Linked DNA regions of Homo sapiens: region 2 is linked to region 1. Evidence: chromatin loops called from intact Hi-C (ENCODE). Cell type or tissue: MCF 10A. All regions are shown on one strand. Each heading gives the region's core, and the rest is flanking DNA. Links, peaks and the distances in the headings are about the cores only.

Region 1 (6,595 bases), core at 1-5,000:
GGGGAGATACTTGTCAAAGGATGAAAAATTCCAGTTGGATAGAAGGAATGAATTAAAGAAATATATTGTAGAACACGGTGACCATAGTTAATAGCAATGTCTTGTGTTCTTGAAAAATGTGGAAAAAAGCCCACTAAAGGTATATAAAAGCATTTGTTCTTCAGTGTCCTCCCTAGCCATAAACTTGTAAACTTGCATAGTAAGTGACTATTGTAAGTGTGTCCCCATAAAGGGACACAAAGTGTGTAGGGATGTGTGTGTGTGTGTCTGTGTGTGTTCAGGGGATAAGAGATTGGGAAATAGGCAAAGAAAATTCGAAAAATGGAAAAAAAAGATCTAGAGATCAGTCTGCAGCTACCTTGTATAACTGTGCCATTGAAGAAACTACCCCAAATTCCCTTTTTACAATACAGTAAATTTTATTTAATAAAAGTTTGATGAATCAACAATAAACAAATAAAATAATATGGCTATTATTAATATGTTGAAGAGAATATGAGATGAAAATAGAGATGAGAGATGAAAAGATGCAGATAGAAAAACTAGAAATATTAGAAGTAAATACATATGTCTAAAATTAATATTCAATAGAATTATAAAAGCATGAAATACTCTACCTGAAGTTAACAGCTAATAGTTTGGGATTGACGGAATGTTAGATCCAGTAGACGATCTGATTACTTGCTTGAATATGAGTTAATAAAAAATATTTAAAGAGAAGAAACATAATTGGAAGGTACAACACGTAAGATAAAAACCATAGTGAAAAGTTCTAGCATGCATGTTATTTTCACCCTGGGAGGAACACAGATTTAAAAAGGGGGGCAGAAGCAGCATAAATAATGATACCCACAGATAAATATTATTGGCAAGCTTCAAGCAAGATAAAAGTTCAATCATATCCTAGAGACATCACACTAAAATTGCTAAAACTAAAGATAAGCTTAAATGCCGCAATAAGAGGAAAAGAAGACATTTTGTTCAAATAAGCAACAATACTACTGACAGTTGACTTTTCAACATAAACTGTGAATGCTATAAGACAATTTAGGTATATCTTTAATGTGCTAAATAAAACAATAGTCAACGTAAAATCATATACCCAGAAAACATAATTTCCAAAACTAATACCAACAAAAAATTTTAATACATAAAAGAATGAGAGAATTTCTTGTCAGCAAACCTGTAGGTTTGCATTAAAAGAAGAGTTATGCAGGCAGAAGAAAATGGCCCAAATGGGAAAAATGGGCAGGAGAGTGGAAGAACAATGAAAAAAGCAATATAAGAGCACATGCAAAGGAATACAGACTGATTAAACAATAAAAGTTATGGGTGGTGGGGTTTGAGATATGCGTTTAATTATAATCCATTATAAAAACAATACAAAGAAGGGACTAAAGTAGTTAGTGTTCTAAAAGCACAGTGTCTCTAGAAAGTGGTAAAATAAGTAATTTCTACTTGACCATAATAAGTCAAAAATGCATAAACACTCAAATCGGTGTAGAAATGCATGACTACTCACCTCATAGATGGAAATGTGGAATAAAATAAGATAAAGTAAGATAAAACAGGGAGAAAGAACATAGATGAGCCAAATAACAATAATATATTCATAAAGCAAACACAAATGTGTCTGAAATTAAATTAAAGGCAACTAAAGTGCTGAAATTAAAGCATAAAGACTGACTGATTTTGTTAAAAAACAAAACTGTATTACACTTAACACATTCTCAAATGAACACGAAGAAAACACCCAAAATGAAGATGGAAAAATATATACCATGAAAAATTAAACAAAACAAAGTTGGTATAGTCGTTATGCTATTAGAATACATAGCTAATAAGGCAAGCAACTTTTCTGAAGAGTAACCTTTGATAATGACAAGGCAGCCCTTCTACTACAAATAGATCATAAAACCAGTTCTCTGGCGCATACAACAGTATTGCTTCTAATGATACATGACTTAATTTGACAGACTGAAAATAAGAATAAGGCAAATTCCAATCATCCTGGGGTATTTAAAATCAAAAGTCAAAATACTAGAAGTTCTAGAACTTCACCAAAAAGACCAGGAGAAGCAAACAGGGAAGGGACCTGTTTTTTCTCCTCTAGTCTTACAGTTTACCTCTATTGCCCCCTACTGGCAGAGTTCATGAGGTGCCAACACGCTAACAGCGATGTGGTTGTAGGGTTCACCCAATCCAGCATCCAAGATCTGAGTGCGTAGGGATGGGTTTGGAGTCAAGGGACTTAATTGGCTCAAGTATTTCAGCTTTTTTTTTTTCCACCAAATACCTCCTCTCCACCCATTTACGAATACATTTAATTCAATGTTATTCTGGTTCATTGTGCAGTCATCACATCTTCAACTGTTCTGTATTATTTTAATGTACTTGTTCAAAGCGATAAAACAACAATGTTTTATCATTGTGGAAATGAGTAGGTTATTTTACCTGTAAAGAATATTACTAAAGCAAGATAAATTATGTCAACTGGCTCAACAGCAAACACTCTTTAAAGGCAAATGATTAATTTCTATTTGGCCGTGTGATGACAACTACATATAATTCCTGCCCCTTACTTGCTCTCATATTGATAGTTTGATATACTTAACTAATATTTAGTAATACTATGCTTACAATAAATGTGAAATAAGCATTTAGATCACTGTCTGGAAGCTTTAAAAAGCTGTTAAAGTGATCTGATATTTACCCATGTAACTTTTCTTTAAGATAAACAAATAGGAGAAAGAAATACATGGTAAACATGTAAATGTGTGTTTGAATTCTAATGAACATTTCAAACTATGAGGCTATTCAGCAAGAGGGATAGAGACAATGTTATTTCATTATGCGTACATCACACAGATGAGTTGCATTTGTGTTTGGGTATGCATAAACAGCAAAAGGATGTACAGAACAGTTTTTCAAACAATTCAGAAAGAAATTTAGCTGAAGGGTTTGCGTGTTACATTAAACAAATGAAAACCAAATTGCATTTCATATTTTATTTGTAAGATCCTCCAGGCCTGCACAGAGTAGAGGACTAAATGACAAACTTTGCTTTAACCTTCATCTTGGAATTCATTTCCTACCACTCTTCCTCTTATTAAATTGAACTGTTTGTCCTAAATCTGCCTGTGTACATGGTAAACTGTAACCTAACTTAATGTGTAAACAACCTGCAACCTAACTTCAGAGCATACATTATAACAAGTAGCAAAATCTCAGCGAATCATAGCAGCCTAACCTTCAGCCAACTGTAGGCCGAAACCTGCCAAAACATCCAAATAAAGCAAACACAGAACTCTAGTCAATCAAGTTATTTCCGCATGTCATTTCCATTTCTCCAGCTATAAATATTGCCTGCAACGCCTTGTAGGATGAAGCTCTCTGCACTGCTTTTGGTCCTGAATGTTATCTGGTTCATAAATATTTTTTATTTTCTCTGCTCAAATGAACTCTGTTAAATTTAACTTGTCTAAGATTTTTCTTTTAACACTGTCTAAGTTTATATTGGGAGAAGATCTCCGAAGCAGATGTAATTGCTTTTATAACAATGTCCATCCATTTATTCTTTAAATCTCCCACCAGCATTTCCACTGTGTCTCATTATTCAGGTTTCCTACTCCATGAAGACATTATCTCGGGATACCTTTTGGTCTTCACAGAAAAAGGTTGACACACAAAGACCAAGTGATTGAACATCATAATTGGTAATTAGTTCAGGGTTTTAAAAACTGTTCCTCTGGGATACATTTTAATGTAACTAATAGCAAATCACTTCAAGATGCTCTTCCTTGGGGTCCCTTGTCCTTGAGTCAGGAACCATGCTTTTCATTGATCTTAAGTATAAATAAACCAATACTAAAGCAAGCATGAAAGAGCTCATTTGATAGCAAACTGGCAAGAGCTACTGTACTTTTAGTTTTTTACAGTGATTTAATACAGGTCACCATTTGAACATGACAATACTCTGCAAAAAACTACAGTGAGTATTTGTGGGCAGACTGTCTAATTCTTAAGTTTACCATAAAATCATGGCCTGAGTAGGGATATTTTTGAGCCAGGTAACATATTTAATTCCTTTTTAGCCATAGCGCGCACACACACACACACACACACACACACACACACACACACAATCCATCCGCGGATTGTACTTTAATTCAAAACAGGGGATTTTATGCTATCAATGTATCAAAATACTGATGATGCAAGTATTTATATTGCCTGCCAGCCTTTCAAAATTTTTCCTTTCATATCAAATATGCAAAAGTTGGAGTTTAAAAGACAGTCAACTAAATTTAGGTTAACATACTTTACCAAGTTATGGGAATGCTTGACATGTATGAGAAATTGTTTTAGAATATGTCCTTTCTTTAATTATCATAAAGACTTAGCTAAATAGTTTAAGAATTAGCTTGCAAAACTTCTCATTGTATCAGGATGCTCCAAGCTGCTTAAAACGCCTCTCAAAAATAGAACCTTACAAGGGTTTCATTTACTCATTTAGTGTTCATATTCTACCTACATATATAAGAATCTGTGACAGACTCTATAAAATGGTGAGTGGCATGTTCAGAGTTGAATTTAAAAAAAAAAAGATTTCTTCCAAAACTTAGAAAACAATGTAAATGTGAAAAATAATGTCTTCCCAAACATAGAGAATAAAATGCTTTCAGACAGGAATTGCATTGGCTTCAGATGTCCTAGGGTGACCAACTTTCCCAGGTTGCCTGAGACTGACAGGTCTCCTAGGATGTGGGTCTTTCAGTGGCAAAACTTGGACAATCCCTGGCTAACCAAGTGGTTGATTATCCTTTGTAGGGTAGGGCCATGATTTGTATGCAGGTATTGACTCTCCTTAATCTCCGCCACCTTTTCTCTTTTTACAATTTATTATACTGCCTTCACACTGATCTTCCTTTCCTACCTCTCTGATCACTTCGAAACCTAGAAAATTAAGAAGTAGCTACTTTCACTTCTTTTCTAGTACTTCAACAGTGAAGCTAAGCTGAAGAGAATGTAACATTCTCCTTAAACGATGCTTGAACTAGAATCACCTCTGACGTAGCCCTACCTAATAGAAAGTGGCCTAGAATGAAACTGTCTGACAGAAGTCATTCAGGAATATGAGAGTACGAGGAAATTTGTATCACTCTGTCCCCATAAAACACAGTGGCTGCTGTGGGGAGTTCTTAGTACCTTGCCTTAGACAACATAGGCCCTTTAAACGTGTGCCGATATTGTTTATTATGACAATGAAGATGAAAATACTTGAAGACGGAGATGATGATAATGATGTAATGGATACATAAGAATAAACTGTGCTGTTGGAGTTGACATAGGTATAACATTGGCTTATAAAATGCAACATGAGTGAATTTTGTCATTAGACTCCCTGGATTCAGATTTCCATGTCGCCAGTGTCTGACTGTGTGACAATAAGCACATTTGATAACTACCAAATTTCACCAACTACTTCATATGTAAAATAGTGACATAAATATTATTAATTTTTTTTGAGACAGAGTTTCGCTCTTGTTGCCCAGGTCGGAGTGCAATGGCGCGATCTCGGCTCACTGAAACCTCCGCCTCCCAGGTTCAAGCAATTCTCCTGCCTCAGCCTCTTGAGTAGCTGGATTACAGGCATGTGCCACCATGCCCAGCTAATTTTGTATTTTTATTAGAGATGGGGTTTCTCCATGTTAGTCAGGCTGGTCTCAAACTCCCAACCTCAGGTGATGCGCCCGTCTTGGCCTCCCAAAGTGCTGGGATTACAGGCGTGAGCCACCGCACCCGGCCCTATTAATTCTTAAACTTATCCTCATGATTCAGCAAAATAGCATGGTGAATGGCACATAAATCAAGCATCATTGTGTATTATTAGTAAATGTTTGGTGTTCTAAAGTAAGTAAACAGAATGTGACCTCAATTCACTCCTTCCAGGAAAAGGTTGCCAGTGTTTATTTGGCAGTGCACTGCATCCTGCCAGACAAAATGGTCTAAGTTTTTTCTGTATGTAGTTTTATATCACTTTCATTTTATTCTGGCAATTCTATATCACTTTCATTTTATTCTGGCAATTCATTATTATAAATAAATCCTATTGTTAAACTTAAATTGATAATGTTCTACAAACCAGGTGGTGCCTGTAAACACAGTCTCCATTTAAGATGGACAAATACTGTCTCCCTCTGAATTCATCCTCTATGATGCCTTCAGGGCTGGCTTTCTAAAACTGGGGTATGTCACATACTACTTCCTCTCTCAGAAATCTAAAATTTCTCCCTTATCGACTACTTAACAACAAAATAATTCCTTACCTTAGAATATAATAATCTCAAGTAGTCCTATCTTTTCTTATTTTTATTTTTATTTCATTATGACAGGGTCTGGCTCTGTCACCCAGGCTGCAGTGCAGTGGCACAATCTCGGCTCACTGCAACCTCCGCCTCCCAGGCTCCAGCGATTCTCCTGCCTCAGCGTCCCAAGTAGCTGGGATTACAGGCCGGCTAATTTTTGTATTTTTTGTAGAAACGAGGTCTCACTATGTTACCAAGGCTGGTTTCAAACTCCTGGGCTCAAGCCA
Region 2 (7,136 bases), core at 10-5,009, 720 kb before region 1:
ATTAATATTCAGAGGAAATACCACAGGGACGTAAACATTGAGCTATAATTCACTGATTATTTTTGGAAATTAGAATTTTTCATAGTTCTTCATAATTAAGAAAAACTGAGTGTGTTTTATACAATTTCAGGTTACAATAAAGAAACAAATATCCACAACAAACTTCATGGAAGTAAAGGATGATTTTTCACATTGTTTAAGGCTAAAAGTGTCCCAAGAAAGACATTTTACCAACATATTTGGGAGTAAAATTGATCAAACTAGTCTAGTGCTCCTCTAAATATTCTAAAAATATTAGCATTTGAGTCAATTGCCCAGAAAAAGAAGTTGCTATTGAGAATAATGATGATGACATCGTGGAGTTTATTTTGCAAAGTGTCATGCTAAGAAGTACTTTGTAACTATTGACTCCCTGATCTTCACAATAAAACTAAGAAGTGAGGAGCTATAAAAGCCCCTCTCACCAATGACAGCATTGAGGGTAACGTGTTGGTGGTCACGGGGTCTGTTAGTGCCAGGAGTGTTTGGACTAGATAGTCTCAATTCATTATATATTCATACACATGGCATTGTGTATATAGGAAGCTTTATATGGGAATAGCAGCTAGACATTTACTGTAATTAGCAAATAAAATGTACCAAGCATGTGAACCTGCTAAATTGTTAACAATGTAATAACTAATGTGACTAATGAAAATTAGTCATACTTGAGAGTAGATCACATAAATTATTATAATCAGGATTGCTGTTTTATGGATATAAACTATGTGTACAGATATACACACATATATAAAAATGTACACATAGATACATCATATGTATATTTTATATATATATATAATGTATATTTTGCTAATTCAGAATATTTGGTGTCAGGTTTTATACATTTTTATGATACTATGTACAATGTCATCATTACTTACAACCTCCCTCATTTTACTTTTTTTAGGTTTCATTAATGGAACCTATAAAAATATATTTCTAAAGGGAAACTCCTCTCCAGTTTATGTCGCAGCCTAAATATTAGCAGTATTTCAGCTACTTCCACACTTCCTACATTTTCGGTTTGACTTTTATCATGCGATAAGACACCAGAAACAGAGGGAAAATCATGTGCTGCTTCACAAAGTCAAACAGTGGTCTCTGCTGTCTGTTCACCCTTACTCCCATTTTATACACACACACACACACGTATATGTAATAGCACAGGGACATACATATTGAGGTATAACTCACCGATGATTTTTGGAAATTGGAATTTTTCCGTAGCTCTGGCAATTAAGAAAAACTGAGGGACTGTTTTATACAATTTCAGGTTACAGTAAAATCCACAACAAACTTCAAGAATATAAAGGATGATCTTTTATCCATTATATATATATATATAAGTATATACATTCATAATTTCCTCCCATAGATTTATATATGTATATATGTAACTCTTCTGTGGTTCTAGCTTTTTCTATGGCCAGCTAGCCCTGCAAACCTAGCAATGCAAAGGGAAATTCTAAAGTCTACTCCATTTTGCAGCCAAGTGGCCTTACTTTTCCTATCTGCATACAAAAGATCTAATTTATCAGAGAACAAGCCCTCCTCAAAGTAAATTATGATTTTAAGTAAAATGTTTTGTTAAATTTATTATCTGCTCTCTCACTAGAGTGAGCACAATAAGTAACTATACTTGTTGAATATCTCCTGGGCATAGATCATACAGCTTTGCTATGGTTTAGTACACATAAAAATAATCAGAAAATGTTTGGAATGATTCTGTGACTTTATATAGGCATTTGTTTCTGAAATGATGAAGGCAACATACAGTAAAACAAAATTTAGAATTAAATGAATTGAGTTCTTCCTCTGGTCACGACATTAATTAATTCTGTGACCTTGGATTATCTTCCTAAACACCCTGAGCCTCAGTATCTGCTTATATTAATTGATATAATAAACATTCAGGGTTACTTTAAGAATCAAATAAGAAATTTATAGTTACAGGTGCAAATATTTTATACAATACCAAGTAAAATGTAAGATATCTGCAAATTATTTCAAAACTATTGGTAAATGGGTGCAAATTCTCAATCTCTCATTTAAGCAATCTACATATTCAACTAAAATCTATGAATTTAAATTGCAAATACCTCCTGATCTTCAGAAAAGGTCTGTAAACCCAGGTGCTCCCAGTGAAGTTACATCAGCAGTTAAAGTCTATCTTTTCCCCCAAGTATCCTTTGACTTGAAAGGATTGTTACTTAGTAGAAATTCTCAGAAAAAACTGTGCATTTCAATTAAGCTTGCAGAACATCTAAATGCCTTTGAAGAGCAGAAGTATGCTTGGCCTGCAAATTTTGAGAAAATTATTTTTAAAAAGTTAGTGGATAAAATAGACATAATTTTATTGGATAAAATTGTCTTTTAGGCCTACCTAAACTATTTTTTATTGCATAATACCGTACACCAAGAGATAAATCAATGCATTTATGTTATCCTGACATTTGTAAATATTCTGTACTATTTTATAAGGCGTGCATGTTGGTTGAGTAGGGATGGCCGCAAATATTTTCCTCCCACATCACTACAGTTTGAAGGTAGGACACAATGCTTGCCCAGGACTGTGATGATCTCCAAGCCCATCCTTTAAATCAAGTGACAAGATAATTCCTAACTTGTAAGTTGCAGCCTTTGCTTGCTTCCCTATGACCACTGGTGAAGTTTCTGCCAAAGAAAAGAGCAAGCTCCATGCTCCTTCAATGCAGCAGCCTTGTTAGGAAGCTCTGCATTAGCTTAAATTAAAGCTGCTTCATGCAGGATTCTTCCTTGCCTTCTGAATCTGCTTGGAACCAGTTTTCTCTCTTTGCAACATTCAACATTTCATAATGTGAATATGACTACAAGGTTTTCTGTCCTCCTTCTCTATACCGGTCACACTTCTCCAGTTATTTTATGCATTCATGTATGAATTTTTTTCCAAAGTGCTCAACTTCCAGGTATTTACTGGGGATAGCTTTTGCAATGTCTATTTTAGAATATAATACCTCAATTTCAACAGATTACTGTAGGTGTGGTTTTTCCTGTACAGAATACACTGGCAATATTACTTTTCTGTTGTTATCGCAGACACATTGAGTCATTACATACACATTCAAACTTACAGTTACCTTTTCACATGAGAAGTTCTCAAGACAGGTCAATACAGTGCTGTGCAATTTTGAGACTAAATACAAAAATATATGTTCCTAGTTTTTCTCCGTGTTCCTAAATTCTGTTTAGTATTTCAAAAAGTTGGAATCATTAAGAATGAACTCATATTGAAATAATAATCATACAATTATTAGATAATAAAGCACTAATGTACTCTGACAATTTTAGAGTAACTTAGAACCACATTCTTCAACCCACACACACCTCCTACAAGACCCATAAAGAGACTACACACTAGAATAAACCCCTCTACTAGAGAGACCTGTTATTTCTGATGAGAGTTTATTTTATGCTTGGTGTGATGGACACTAAAAAAATGCCTGTGAATCACTGGCAAAGTGGATCTGAGAAATCCAGGTGTCTGCACATTCTTTGAAATCATTGTGGAAAAAAGGATTTTTAAAATGCTTGCACGTTTGACAGTCAGGCAACGAGTCTATGTTGGAAATTAGAATGCCTGTAGGAGTCTGCCTTACGTCAGCTCTGTGTCTTTAATGCAAGCATCTTCAACTCTCCAATCATCAGTGTTCTTATCTGTAAAACGAGGGGAAGGAGATAAAGACAATGCACTGTTCAGAGATTCAGGAAGCCTGGTTCATAGTCTGTACTTTAGAAACTAGGAGTAAGTACAGGTTTTTCCTTTAGATCTTTTGTGCCTTTCGAACAGTATTGTCCTTATCCTATCTAATTCATAAGACTAAAGTTTGCTTAAATTATTTTTTTAAGAAAAGCAGCAAACATTTAAGAAAAGATTCTTTGCACTGTTACACTCAATGGCATCCTTCTACCTGAGATTTACAACACTCACTCCATGTAATTCCCACAGATAATCAGACAGGCACTCTTTTTCTCAATGCACTTGCATTTGGCATGGAGGGAATGGGACAGTCATTCCTCATTATACTTGTGCCTGAGATTTCCAGCCCAGGAGTTGCAGACAACTCTGCCTCAACTTTCTTAGATCCAGTTTACGTAAATCTTGTTTATGTCATATAAAGAACGTAAATTCAGTCAGACCACAATGAAATGTTCTGGCAACCCGGTCATTTGCATATGCACCAAATATTTAAAGTGCTACTATGAGGAGGAGTCAGTCTAGGTGCTCATCAGCATTTGACTTCTTACCTGTGAAATTCCTGCATAATTCCAAAAGACCTGGATTTTCATTAAGGGAATAGGAAGAGTGGAACAAACAAAGTGAGTCTAAGTACAGCAGAAGCTCCTAGATGATCCATTTTAATTGCCTAATTTTACTGAGGGATGTTGCATCATTTAGACAAAACCTTAACTATTAAATCCAATTATTTAATTTTCAAAGAGCTTCATAAAGTAATGTATTCATGTGTTCTATATGTTCTCACATTTCTCATATCTCCTCTCATCCATGCAATCTGAATGCCACCCACTCAAAACAGCATGTGACACACATCACTAAGTAGACATCAAGGAATACAATATACATAATTTTCATAAAAATTATCCAAATATCTAATTTTATTCCAAACTGTATTCCAACAAAAGATGATTATCTGTCACTTACAGAGAGCTGAATCTGTCAGGATAGCCATTCAGAGTAGTAGATAGAGAAGGTTATGTATAATTTAGTAAATCAAAAACTTACTGGCAAACTACAACAACTTTATGTAACTAAACAAGCGATGAAGAACTAAGACTTTTTAGAAGGTTGAAGGTGATATTTTGCTAGAAGGAAAAATGATTAGATTTAGTAGACTTAAATTCTCATCTAACTTATACCAAGAAGAAAACACACAAAGCAATTCATAGTCATTGGTACCCACAACAGGAAATCCTTCAACATCTAGGCCATCTGGATGCCAAAGTGCTGTCAGCATGTTACCCTGAAGATCCAGTATGCATAGATTTCTAATTTGGATTTATGAACTTGGCATGACTGAAGGTATCCTTAGCAACTGATGATGGAGTTAGGACAAAGAGAGACATGCAACAAGTTTATTAGGAGCTATTTTTGTAATATAACTCTGCAGAAGGAAGTATTATTAAGCCAAACAAATAAATGCCACCTTAGAAATCCTTGAAACAATTTGCATTGCCAGGACAAATTGCATAAATTCTCCAGCCTTCTAGAAACATGTAATAATGTCTATTTCTTATCTTTACAGGGAAATATTTAGCAACTAAACAGGTCTGAAAAACTAAAAATGCAGGAAGAAAGCAGCAGACCAGTAAAGAGTGCCGAATTATTCTGGGTGTTCTGCTTTTGAGATCCCTGGAGCGACAAGGGAGCGCCCAGATTGAAAAGAGGCATGAGTTTAAATAGTTTTCTTTGAGGGACATGGAATGAAGTGCTCTGGGAAAGAGCAAGTTTCTTCCTTTTGGATCTCAGGAGACTTTAATGAGACGGACTTATTACAGCTAATGAGAAGTGTATTGATGGGGTGGAAAACAGTGAACATTTAAGTGACATGGGCTTTGAGAACATGTTTCAACTCCTGTGCTTCAAAGTGTAAAACTGATTTCCTGAGTGTTTCATCAGAAAGTTCTGCCAGCAGCTCTTCCTCACAGAGAAATGTGGGAACAAATGTGGAAAGCCATTAAAAAGATAAAAAGTAGCTTTATTTCTATTATATTTTAATAACATAACATCTGTTATGTTTGTTGGTAGTTTAATAATTATTATTTTATTTGAGCATAAAGGTAACGCATACCCATCGGGAAAAACATAATACCAGATAGGGTTATCGAAAACACATCATAGAGATGATTATCCTTACAAAATTGCATTTATACTGTATGTGTTTGTTTGTGTGTATGTTCGTGGGTATGTGTGTGTATGTACCAGTAAACTACAAGAGCTTTATGTAACTAAACAAGAGGTAGAGAACCAACAGAGAGACACATGCAGAAACTTAAACACTATAAATAGATATGGCATTTACACAACAACATATATGTGTGTGTGATGAGTGTCTGTGGGTTAACATGTAATTCCACAATTTGCATTGTTCACAAAATACAACATAAAAAGTGCCCCGATGTGAAATATTCTCCCAAACGTAGCATGCACTATCCACAAAGTACTATACTTTATGGATATGCTCAATATTATTTAATTAATGCTCCATTTTTATAACATACATACAGTTTTAATTCAGGGGACTAAAAAATAATGTGCTGATTAAATCCTTATGTCTAATTTGAGTATAGATTTTGGAAGTTTTCTTCATCGACTTTTCCTCAGTCAATATTATTTAATTCATTTGTGTGAATATTTTTAAAGTTTTGATTTTGTTAAGTTGCACCTCAAAAATATTATCATTTTTTATATTATCAATTCACATCTATATATCAATCATTTCATCTATCTATAAATAAATAAACACAAACACACAGATCTGGAAATTCTGATGTAAAAGGACTAGATTTAATGTTTTCTGTTGTTTTTCCTAGAAAGGTTAATTAATTTTTTTAACTTCAACTTTTTTTTTTTTTTTTTTTGAGACAAGAGTCTCACTCTGTCTTGCCCAGGCTGGAGTGCAGTGGCATGATCTTGGCTCACTGCAGCCTCCACCTCCAGGGTTCAAGTGATTTTCCTGTCTCAGCCTCCCGAGTAGCTGGGACTACAGGCATACACCACCACGCCTGGCTAATCTTGTATTTTCAGTAGTGATGGGGTTTCACCATGTTGGACAGGCTGGCCTCGAGCTCCTGACCTCAGGTGATCCATATGCCTTGGCCTCCCAAAGTGTGGGAATTACAGGCATGCACCACTGCACTCGGCCAACTTTTATATTTTTACTATTCATTTATTTAACTTCTTTTGAAAAAATCATTTTATTTATTTATTTATTCATTCCACTTTATTTGAGATTCATGGCGTACATGTGCCTGAGTGTATTGTGTGATGCTGAGGTTTGGATTATAAATGATCCCATCACTCAAGTAGTGAGCATGGT

Evidence for each region. Peaks named below come from ENCODE experiments on the same cell type or tissue, not always from the same donor. Only the 100,000 strongest peaks of a DNase experiment are listed, where the experiment ranks them.
Region 2: a loop joins it to region 1, with 5 times the contacts of the local background. A loop is called at or near these places in 1 of 110 quality-filtered maps.

What each region holds. Positions count from the first base shown.
Region 1 is chr1:247,677,036-247,683,630 of GRCh38, reverse strand. It overlaps OR13G1 (olfactory receptor family 13 subfamily G member 1), which reads left to right and starts at 3,892. Exons shown (of 2, transcript NM_001005487.2): 1 at 3,892-3,991. In MCF 10A, for the core only: a CTCF peak has its summit at 2,135 (motif pointing left); a DNase peak (open chromatin) is centred at 2,140.
Region 2 is chr1:248,398,251-248,405,386 of GRCh38, reverse strand. OR2T1 (olfactory receptor family 2 subfamily T member 1) reads right to left here and starts at 2,339. Exons shown (of 2, transcript NM_030904.2): 1 at 2,142-2,339. RefSeq lists a silencer at 4,933-5,133. In MCF 10A, for the core only: no CTCF peak of the experiment used is centred there; no DNase peak of the experiment used is centred there.